2 separate regions of the Mus musculus genome follow, and region 2 is linked to region 1. A link is a contact called in ENCODE Hi-C or POLR2A ChIA-PET data. All regions are on one chromosome and are shown on one strand. The core of a region is the stretch at or near the end of the contact, and the rest is flanking DNA. Distances in the headings are between cores, read along the strand shown.

Region 1 (5,155 bases), core at 966-3,465:
TGCTACCTTATAATAAGGCCTTTCTTTGCTTTGATCACTGACCTGTCCCCTAAATTAGTTGAAGTCTGAGAACACGGTTTTGTTACGGGGGCAGTTGTTTGAGCCTGTGTTTAAATTCTAGGAATACATTTGGTTTTACTAATGTCATTTGAGAGGACTGGTGAGTTATTTTGGGTGTGCATGGCCCGGCCCTGTAATGCTAGGCCACTCTTGATAAGAGGCACGATTGTACCAGCTAGTTCCCTAAAAAGGCTTGCATTCCATTCAGCATGGAGCGCTGAGGCTGCAGACTCCCGCTATCTGGACTATAGGCTCTCACGTTTCTCCCAAGTGGATAGGTAGCTGGAGGCAGAAAGAAAGCTTGTTTTTCTTTACCCGTGTCCCATAAGCCCACTCTACCACGTGCAAAGATTCTCCCCCTAGTTTCACACTAGAAACTAGGAAAAATCAAATTAGTCCCCCAACTCCCTACCCCAGAGACAGGCTATCATGTAGCCCAAGCTGACCTTGAATTTGCTGCATAGCCAACTATGTAGATGAGGCTGGCTTTGAACTTCTAACCTCCTACCTCCACCTCCCTAGGGATGATTCCAGACCTATGTCACCATGCCTGGCTCAAGTTAATAGTACTTTAGTTATACCAAGTAGACGTCCATTAATACTTTGAAACCAGAGGACAGACATATACTCGGCTGGCACTAGTGAAGCCATACCCACACTGGAATGGGTTCCCAGCACAGAACCAACAGGAGGGCAGGCCAATGTCTGGGCTTCGGATGGCTTGCCTTTAAGATCGAGGTGTCGTGTGGCATTCATTTAAGCTCAGCCCTTGGAGGCAGAAGCAATGAGATCCGTCATTTAAGGTCATTCCTGATCACAGAGGGAGTCTGAGGCCAGCCTGGGCTACATGAGATGCTATCTCAAAGAAACAAAAAACAAAACTAGAGAGAGGGAAAAAAACATTAAAATAAAAGTTAAAATCTAGATGTCAGGGTGAAAATATTCTATTGGGCCTAAGGTCTGCCGTAGAATCTTCTACCAGAGGAAGCAGACACCCGCGTGCCCCAGCTGGCTGCCAGACAGCACGGTGTCACGGGGAGTCTTGGCTGACTCACTTTTCGCTGGTCTCAGCCCAAATGCCTGCCCTGATATGGTTCTAGGTTATCCCTTCCTAGAAAATTCGGTGCCTCACTTTGGCCCATCCGTTGTGGAAAGACCTGGAAAGACGTGCCCTGTGCTGCCACCTAACGGCTGCTCCCAGTCAAGGCAGGGCTTCTCCCGCTGTTCTCGGCGGCACTGTACAGCCCCTCTCTGCCCATCCTACCTGCTTTGAGAGGCTCGCAAAGGGAGGAGCGCTCTTCCAGGTGCGCTCATTTCAGGGCACCAGGGCTGTGACTAAGACTGGCAAGTCGTCTTAAACTTCGCCACGTCCCGGTTGTTATTTCCTGTCTGTTCCCCCGCCGTGATTAACGGTAAAACTCTGAAGGCAGAGGGGGACCAACGTGCTTGTTTACTGAGAGAGGAAGGAAGCGGGGGGAGCTGGGAAGAAGGTACCCTAGGTTTAAGGGAAATAACAGCCTGGCAATGAGGTGGGCGGATGGAGCTGATGGGAAGGGAGGCTTGTTAGAAAAAGGAAAGAGCAGGTGCCAGTCAGATAGCTCTGCCAGCCTTTCCAGTTTTATCCTTTTAAATAATGATTTGTTTATTTGAGACAGGGTCTCACGCAGCGCAATCAAGCCTTTGTGCCTTGACTCCTCCTCCTCCTCCTCCTCCTCCTCCTCCTCCTCCTCCTCCTCCTCCTCCTCCTCCTCCTCCAAGACAGGGCCTCACTATGTAGCTCTAGAACTCCACTATGTAAACCAGGCTGGCCTGGAAGTCACAGAGATTCTCCTGCCTCGGTGCCCAGCTGCTGAGATTACAGGAATGTGCCACCATACCTGTGTGCACATCTGTTTTCAAGCAGGGAGATGAGACACAGTAGCGTTACCAGCTAGTGCTGGAGGTTAGGGGCCTCGGTAGCACATGACACCCCACCACAGTACAGGATCTTAAGTACAAATGGCTACGGAAAGGCTAGGCATACAGGATACCTGCCTGGGAACAGAAAGGATCAGGATGGAAGGAGCGGTGGATGCTGTGGTGGAGGAGGACACACGGCTCAGCTAAGGAGGCAACAGCTGCGGAGCCATGGGTGGTTATGAGTTTAACGACACCGCGCACCTGCATTACCAGATCTTTCAGTTTCTAAAGAGCTGGGAGTCTGGGTTCTTCCGTGAAGTCTCTTTCTTTTGAAGTGTTGGCAGCTAATGTAGCTTAAAAAGAAAGAAAGGAAAAAAAAAAGAGGCAGCATTCTGTGGGCCAAATAAAACATGTCAGTGAGGCATATTTAGCTCCAAGGCCGACTCCACAAACTTGGATCAAGGGCTATTTGTGTTCTGGAATCGTGACACACTAACAAGACCCTTTCAAGGCATGTGGTCTCAGGCAAGCAAATGCTAGATAACGGGGACGAATGTGTGAAGTGCCTTGGCTCAGACTTATTAGCTGGGATGGTCAGACCTAGATGTCTACAGAGAGCTACTTTGTTAATATGTCACACGCTGCTTAAAAAAAAAAAAAAAAAAAAAAAAACATTGAATGTATTCATCCACTAACCTCAGAAGCAGTTATTGGCTAGACCCAGCAATATAGACCTGTAACCCCAGCTCTTCAGGAGGCTGAGGCAGGAGGATGTCAGGTTTGAGGCCTTCCTGGGCAGCTTAGTGACACCTTGTCTCAAAATAAGAAGTAAAAAGAAGTTTGGGGACATAATTCTGTGTTAGAGAACTTGCTGACTAATGCAACCTACTTGTCTGTCTGTCTGTCTTTTTCCCTATGGGTAGCCTTGGCTGTCCTAGAACTTGCTTTGTAGACCAGGCTGGCTTCAAACTCAGAGATCCACCTGCCTCTGCCTCCTCCTGCATGCTGGGGTTAATGGTGTGAAGCCCCACACCTGGTGCTACAACCTCCTGTGGGCTGCCATTGTCTAGTTCAAGAGACTTAACACTAGCTGACTGAAGTCACTAAAATCCCCAGCGGTGGCACGAGTCTGCCCTAGCTGCCTAGGCTAGTCTGTCCAGGCTGTCTGAATATGAACTTGGTTTAAGATAATTTTCACAAAGGGAACTATTTCCACTGAATATTGACTCTTTGACCAAGACTGCGTTATTTTAAAAGAGTGATTCCTACCCCCCCACTCTCTCTAGCAGAGCAAATGCATATGTGTTAGGGTTTATTAAGGATAAGAGAGGAAGAATTGTGGCAGATGGGAGCGTCACTGAGGAAGGAGTAACCCACTGCTCTGTTCTGATGGGATTAGAGACAGCCACTGAGAGACAAGAGGACCTTAGCACACGTGTTTGTTCCTGAAGTCCCCTGGACTTGCTACTCGGCCTTCAAAAATATAATCTTAAGAGAGTCAAATAGTGCCAGGTATGGTGGTTCACGCCTTTAATCTCATCACTCGGGAGGCAGAGGCAGGCAGATTTCTGAGTTCAGCGGATTTTGAGGCTAGCCTGGTCTACAAAGTGAGTTCCAGGACAGCTAGGGCTACAGAGAAACCCTGTCTCGAATAGAGTAGCACTTTTTTTCTTTTTAGTTTTAATTTCATTTTATTTTTTAAATTAAACCTGTTGCTATATTTTTTTCTTTCCCATTTAAAAAAGATTTATTTCTTCATTGTGTGTGTGTGTGTGTGTGTGTGTGTGTGTGTGTGTGTGTGTGTGCATGTATGGGCACCAATGCATGTAGGTACCCATGAAGGCCAGAAGAGGGCATTGGATCCTTGGAAACAAGAGTTACAGGCAGTTATGAGCTGACTAAGGTTGACCCTGAGAACTGAACTCAGGTCCATCTGTAAGAGCAGTAGGTGTTCGTAACTGCTGAGCCATCTCTCCAGGCCTTTCAGACGTTACTTTTTTAAAAGCATCATGGAAGATACTTGGGCATCTTCAGGAAGAGCCTGGTTACTAAGAGATCCTTATAGCCATCTTATTTTTGAGAGACCTTTCTGCAGGTAAAAGACCAAGCATACCAGTTTTGCATAGAAGACATGGGCAAAGCATCTGCTGGTGGCCCTGGAAAGAGTTTCCCAATAAGCTTGACCTCTTGGCCGTGTCTTTTTCTATTTTGATTAGGACATGCACCTAACACCTAAATAGTTCAGCGATTGTCTTGTGACCATGAAAACATAGCTACAAACTAATCATGGTGGAGTGTTGAAAGACCCCCCAGGTGGGCAGTCAATCAATCTGAGGAGACCCTCCCAAGGATCAGCGAGTCCACGATTCGGATGTAAACAGCAAGAGGCTTTATTGGGAACACGGGTACCCGGGCGACTCAGTCTATCGGAGGACTGGCGCGCCGAGTGTGGAGTTTTTACCCTTTTTATAGGGCTAGGGCTGGGGAGCAAAAAGCGTGGTTACAGAAGCGAGAAGCGAGCTGGTTGGTTAGTTCGAATAAGGTTTGGGGTACTTCCCGGTCATTTGGGGAAACTGAGGTGGGACTTTTTAGATCTAAACAATGTCTATTTTCAAGAAATGGGTAGGGGAGGGGTACAAGGAAAGAGTCTAATGAAGGTTCAGCAATGGGCACATATCTGGTCAGAACATTGGCAGACACACAGGTTCAAGGAGTGACCAGAGCATTGTGCACCTCTATTTTTCTAAATCAGTGAAGCTAGTTCTGCTAACACTGACGTCTATCGGGGCTTCTGTGTCTGTTGCTGGTTCCGCTTTATCTGAGAACCATCTGTTCTTGGCCCTGAGCCGGGGCCCAGGTGCTTGACCACCGATATCCTGTTCGGCCCCTGTCCCAGTGCTATTCAGCCTTGATCTTTAACTGTTAATCTATAACTGAACTTCCTTGTAACTTTTGAGAACCCAGCTCTGGTACTTTTTCATGCCTTGCGAAATGGCGTTACTGCAGCTAGCTTGCTAAGCCTTATGGTGGGGTCTTTCATTCCCCCCTCTTTCTGGAAACTGAATAAAATCTTTTATTCACGTGATTCCACTTCTTCTGGACCTATTGATTTGAGTTGGTGATACTGTTGGGTCAGAACCAGGGCCTGCACCACCGAAATTCTGTCTTTTACAAACTGGACCAAGCGGTTGAGAAT
Region 2 (4,877 bases), core at 1,861-4,360, 65 kb before region 1:
TATTGGGAATTGAGGCAACTGTATGGGAAATTCCATTCTGCTGGCTGGACTTTTTTCCCACCATAAGGTTAAGCTGCAGATCAAGCCAGCTTAAAAAGGCTCCTCATTCTAACTGGAAAATACTGTGTGTCCCCGTTGGGTAAAGAGTCAGTGGCGCCATTTTCAAATTCCTGAATTGAAAGGTTAAGTCACTTCTCCTTGAGGCCTGGCTTTGCACTGAGTTTTCAGTGTTACCTTGGACAAGTCTCTGAACCTCCCTGACCACTAAATAGACCATGAACACTGCTGGATGCAGCCCTGGGGCTGTTGAGGTGGCCAGAATATAACTAATGCCTATAGACAGCTTATGTTCCAGTGCAAATATACAAACAGCTACATTGTTATTATACAATGGGCTGAAACACACACACACACACACACACACACACACACACAGGCTTCTTATACAATGGGCTGAAACACACACACACACACACACACACACACACACAGGCTTCTGTATCTATCCTGCATAGATCTGAACTCTAGCTCTGTGGATAAGACAGGAGTCCATTCTGAGTGGAGTGTTTCTTAGAGAGTCATGCCTGGGGAACCACAGGTAAGGCAGATGAGCCGAGCCTGTTTCAGAAGCAGGAGGTCTGCAAATGTGAGCCACAGAGTAGAGTGAAAGGAGTTTAGACTCATTTTTGTGTGCTGTAGGGAACCACTAAATGGCTTTGAGGGAGGGGAGGTAACAATACAGTTTGACTAGAAACAGACAGGAATATTATGGTGTGGCCTGTTTCCTGAAGTTCCCACTTCCCTTCAGCTTCAATAAACTGTTTGCCTAGGGCTTTGAGTTGGCTGATCACGTAAGCAGTTGATAAAGCATTGATAATGTGCTATGGTTGCATATAATTAATAATGATCAGGCTCCATCACCCCCTGACAATGCCATCAGCTAACAGCAGTCAGGTAAATCATTTGCCAACCACAGGCCTTGGCAGACCTTTATAAAGGCTCCCTGTGTGGCCTGGAGGCTCTCAGGCCTGGGCCCAATGTCCCTAACTTCTTGAGTTAAGGCTGCCTAAATGATTAAAAGCTGTCCATTGTAGCCCCACACTTGGAAGCTTCTATTACTTTGCCCGAGCAAGAATGTGCAGAAAGAGACCTAGAGCTTGGTAATTTGGAAAGGCTGGCCAGCTGTGAAGTCCCTGAATTTGCCGTGTCTTTTCCTTTCCTCCCACCAACACTTCCTGCCATTCACCATCCCTAGGGTTACAGGACAATGCCATGCCCAGATTTTCTGTGGATGCAGAGTAGCTGCTTTCATTGAACCATAATTTCCTTCGCCCATGTATAGCTTTGTAGAGACAAGGTCTTCCTACATAGCCTAGCCCGGTCCTGAACTCATCCTGCCTCTACCTCCACAGGTGTGGGCCAGCAGGCCTGGCTCTGTTATCTTAGGCCATTTATTTTTTTCCTCTGTGTGTGTGTGAGGGGTAAAGTATATATTTGGGTGTACCTGCTGCATCCCGTGTGTGGATGTCAGAGGACCGTTTGGATCCTTGGATTTCTTCTTCTGCCATGTAAGTCCTAGAGCTCAGGTGATGAGACTTACAGCAAGCACCACCTTACCACCCCCGGCCCCGGCCCCCACCTCCCCTCCTTTTTTTTAAATAGTGTTTTTGTTTGGTTTTGGGTTTTTTTTTTTGTTTGTTTTGCTTCTTTGTTTTTGTTTTTGACTTGTTTGGTTTTGGCTCAGATCCACAGCACAGGAGAGGATAGAGAGGGAAACCCTGATCCTCTGCAGGGGAAGACAGTTGTTACCTTTCTTAAATCCTTTGCTGATTAACTAACTCCCTTATTTCCAGAAACCAGACGAGAAGAGGAAACCGGGAGTCAGCAGGGCTTGGGAGCCTTATTAGCTGTGGTCCAACTAGGTCAGGGGGGTGACCTTTGGACTGCCCCCCCCAGCCCCCACATGTATACTTCAGCTCACTGGAGCAGAGTTCCCCCATCACTGAGGGGTTAAGATTCCAGCACCCAGCCAAGGGAGTCTGTTTCTGCAAAGCACGGGCCTGCCTAGTCATGGCCTTCCTCCCTGGCACTCTGGTCCCGCCAGTGCTGCTGTTTCCCCAATGCCCGGTCTCCTGTTTCACACCTCAGACCGAGGTCCTGCAGCTGGCCAAATGCTCTTTCTCAGCTCTGCTTTCCACCTTGCCGCTCACTGATAAATTAGCTCCTGAGAGGAGGGAAGAGGAATGGTGGAGAGGTGGCTCCCCCCTCCCCAGCCCCCTGACCTCTTTGTCAGTGGGCACAGTGCCCTGAAGCCCCACAGTGCTGTGTTGGGGAGGGCGGTGGTGACTTGTAGCCGAGCTCCAGGCCCCACCTGGCAGATGGAACCCAGCTTGGCTGGGGCCCAGTTGTGGTATATGCTGAGGCTTTACCTCAGGGTGGAAACTGGAGGCTGAAGTTTGAGTTGAGAGACAAGGCAACTCTGAGTTATGGTTCTCAAACACTGGGGTTTCCTGAACCAGCTTTCTGTGAAATCAGCCTGGGGCATGCCAGATTCACTGTCTAGTTCCTTAGGCTGGACTGAACTGAGACACTTGTGTGGGTGGAACAGGAGGGAGAAGCCAGTGGACAGATGTTAGGTAGGCCTGCTGCAGTGTAGCCTGAGTCCTTGGGAGCAGAGATGAAAACTTTTCCCTTTCTCTACCCTTCCCATGTCCTGAGTAATGAGTCCAGTTTCTGCCGGGCTGTGCAGGTTTTAATTTACCTTTCTGACAAGACAAACGTGTAAGTAACGGCAGCAGTGAAGAGATTGCTCAGGTCACGTAGTAGGCCTACTTTGGAGAATAGCTGTGTACTCCTAGGCCCAGATTTCCCGTTATGCAGTACCTAGGACCTGGCTATGGAGATCACCAAGTTACCTAGTAGAGTTGTAACCCAGTCAGCCTTGAGACTCTTCACCCCTGGCTATCAAAGAATGACCTTGTGGGTCCAGGCCAGAATGTCCGAAGCCTCCATGTCTGAGTTGCTCTTGAGTATCCGGAGACTGTTTTCAAATGTGTATGGAAAGGTGGCAATTAAATGTTTGTCTCAGAATAACCCCAGCCTCTGCATTCTCCCAGGAGCCCGAGCCTAGGGAAGATGATTAAAAATAGATCTGAGGAGCACTTCCTGCCCAGCAGATGGCTGACAGCGAATGCTAGGGCTTGTGGCTGACCTTTCTTCTGAAATCTGCTCTGTGTTTCCATGATGCTAATTGAGTCTCTTGCTGGACCTAATCAGAGGCTCTGTAACCGACGTGTAAAACACCAGGGCTTACTGGCTTGGCTCTGCAACATGAAAGTGCTGCAGTTTGCATGGAACACACCCCCTCCTTGGTCCAACTGGCCGGTCCTTGTTTAAAAACCAACTAGTTCTGTGTTCGGATTGACTACCCTCCTGTTAAATATCACACACCTCGTCCAACCCCATCAGCAACGGAAGCTGAGTAAGGAAACGATAAGGAAACCCAGTGTTTGGAAGTACACACAATACACCAGGCTTGCAGACCAACATACATATGGATGGCTGAAAGGGATCAAAGCCTCTTTGGGGTCTAAGAGTGGCCCAGACCTCAGGCCTTCGCTCACCCACAAAACGCAGATAGTAACTACCTTTATAGTCCTGGGGGCTTACAAGATTGCCCAGCAGCTAAAGATACCTGCTGCCAAGTCTGCTGATTTTGGTCCCCACCACCTATAGAGTGGAAGGAGGGAACTGGTTTCTGGAAATTGTCCTCTGACCTCCATGTGCATACACATTCACAAGATAAATGAATACATGTGAAAAAATTAATACCATGTCCCAGTGGTACAAAATTGTGGGTGTATGGGGGGCGGGTCTTCATTTTTCCCACAAATGGCTCATAGCTGTACTGGTACCCTCAGGTGGTTGAGGTGACATCACCTAGTTCAGGGTGCCTGGGCCTCTGCATTCTTAGCAAGATGCTGTTGTGATTGTCTTGACACCTGCTTGGATCACTGTTTGTTTCCATCACAGGTGGGCAGGGTAGGTTGCTGGCTTCTCACTTTGCTGGCTTCTTATCCTAGGTTTAATTCCTTTTTTCTTCCCAAAGAAAGCCCTCTCCTGTGAACAGACAGCGCTCCAACCCTCTCCAGGCCAGCCATCCTCTCTAAACTCCTTTAAGGACCACAGAGTGTTAGAATGTTTTATTATTTATGTATTTTCAGTTTGTCTCCTGCTTGGCCAGATTATAATAAGCACCTTCGGGACAGATGACTAGCTGAAATCCTCCACGGTACCCAGCCGGTCTTACAGCTTTAAATAAAGAGTGCTAGTATGCATTCATGTGACCCTACAGGATAGCTCTGAGCCCCTCCCTCCCTCCCTGGTCATTTAGACATCCCCAGTTCTTTATTTGTCTTTTGACTAGGAAATGATCTTCCAGTGCCCGATAATTCAGAGAACTTTCGTGTTGGCCAAGGAAGTTGAACACCAGATTATATGGTAGGAATTTTAGTTTTCCTATCTGAGTATTGAGAGCCTAAGGAAGGGATCATCAGTTAGGCCAGCCAGCGAACAGCAGACACAAGGAGGAAGTTCACAAACATGCGGGAAGATCTAACTTCAGAATCCGAAATCTTCAGTGTTCGGAGCTGTCTTTAGAGAATATGGGCTCAGAGTGTTTGCCCTGTAAGAGAACTTATCAGCTCCTGCAGTTCACAGATTATACAGCGGTCAGAGCCTTAGAGACAGCATCCTCTGTAGAGGCAGGTTGTGGAGCCTTTCTTGGCTTGGGTGGGAGCTGATCACCTGGATATTCTGATCCACTTATTTCTATTTCTGGGGAGTCTCTATTGTGTGTGTAGACTTTGCTCTTTAGC

The links. Hi-C counts contacts between places; a loop is a spot of excess contacts on that map. ChIA-PET counts read pairs that join two places held with the same protein, here RNA polymerase II (POLR2A).
Region 2: POLR2A ChIA-PET joins it to region 1 with 25 read pairs in Patski. The contact joins two enhancer-like sites. A Hi-C loop is called at or near these places in 1 of 37 maps with a recorded cell type or tissue (regulatory T cell). POLR2A ChIA-PET finds 5 or more read pairs at or near these places in 2 of 5 experiments (Patski and embryonic stem cell).

The regions. Positions count from the first base shown.
Region 1 is chr11:86,890,459-86,895,613 of GRCm38, reverse strand. No RefSeq gene overlaps it. Among named protein-coding and RNA genes, the nearest start is that of Gm33742, 24 kb to the right of the region's middle. Within about 2 kb of position 2,215, at least 2 of the 3 ENCODE cell types and tissues checked have a DNase peak (open chromatin) inside an H3K27ac peak, as active enhancers do.
Region 2 is chr11:86,956,640-86,961,516 of GRCm38, reverse strand. All of the region lies in intron 2 of Ypel2 (yippee like 2), which reads left to right. Among named protein-coding and RNA genes, the nearest start is that of Gm51915, 24 kb to the left of the region's middle. Within about 2 kb of position 3,110, at least 3 of the 3 ENCODE cell types and tissues checked have a DNase peak (open chromatin) inside an H3K27ac peak, as active enhancers do.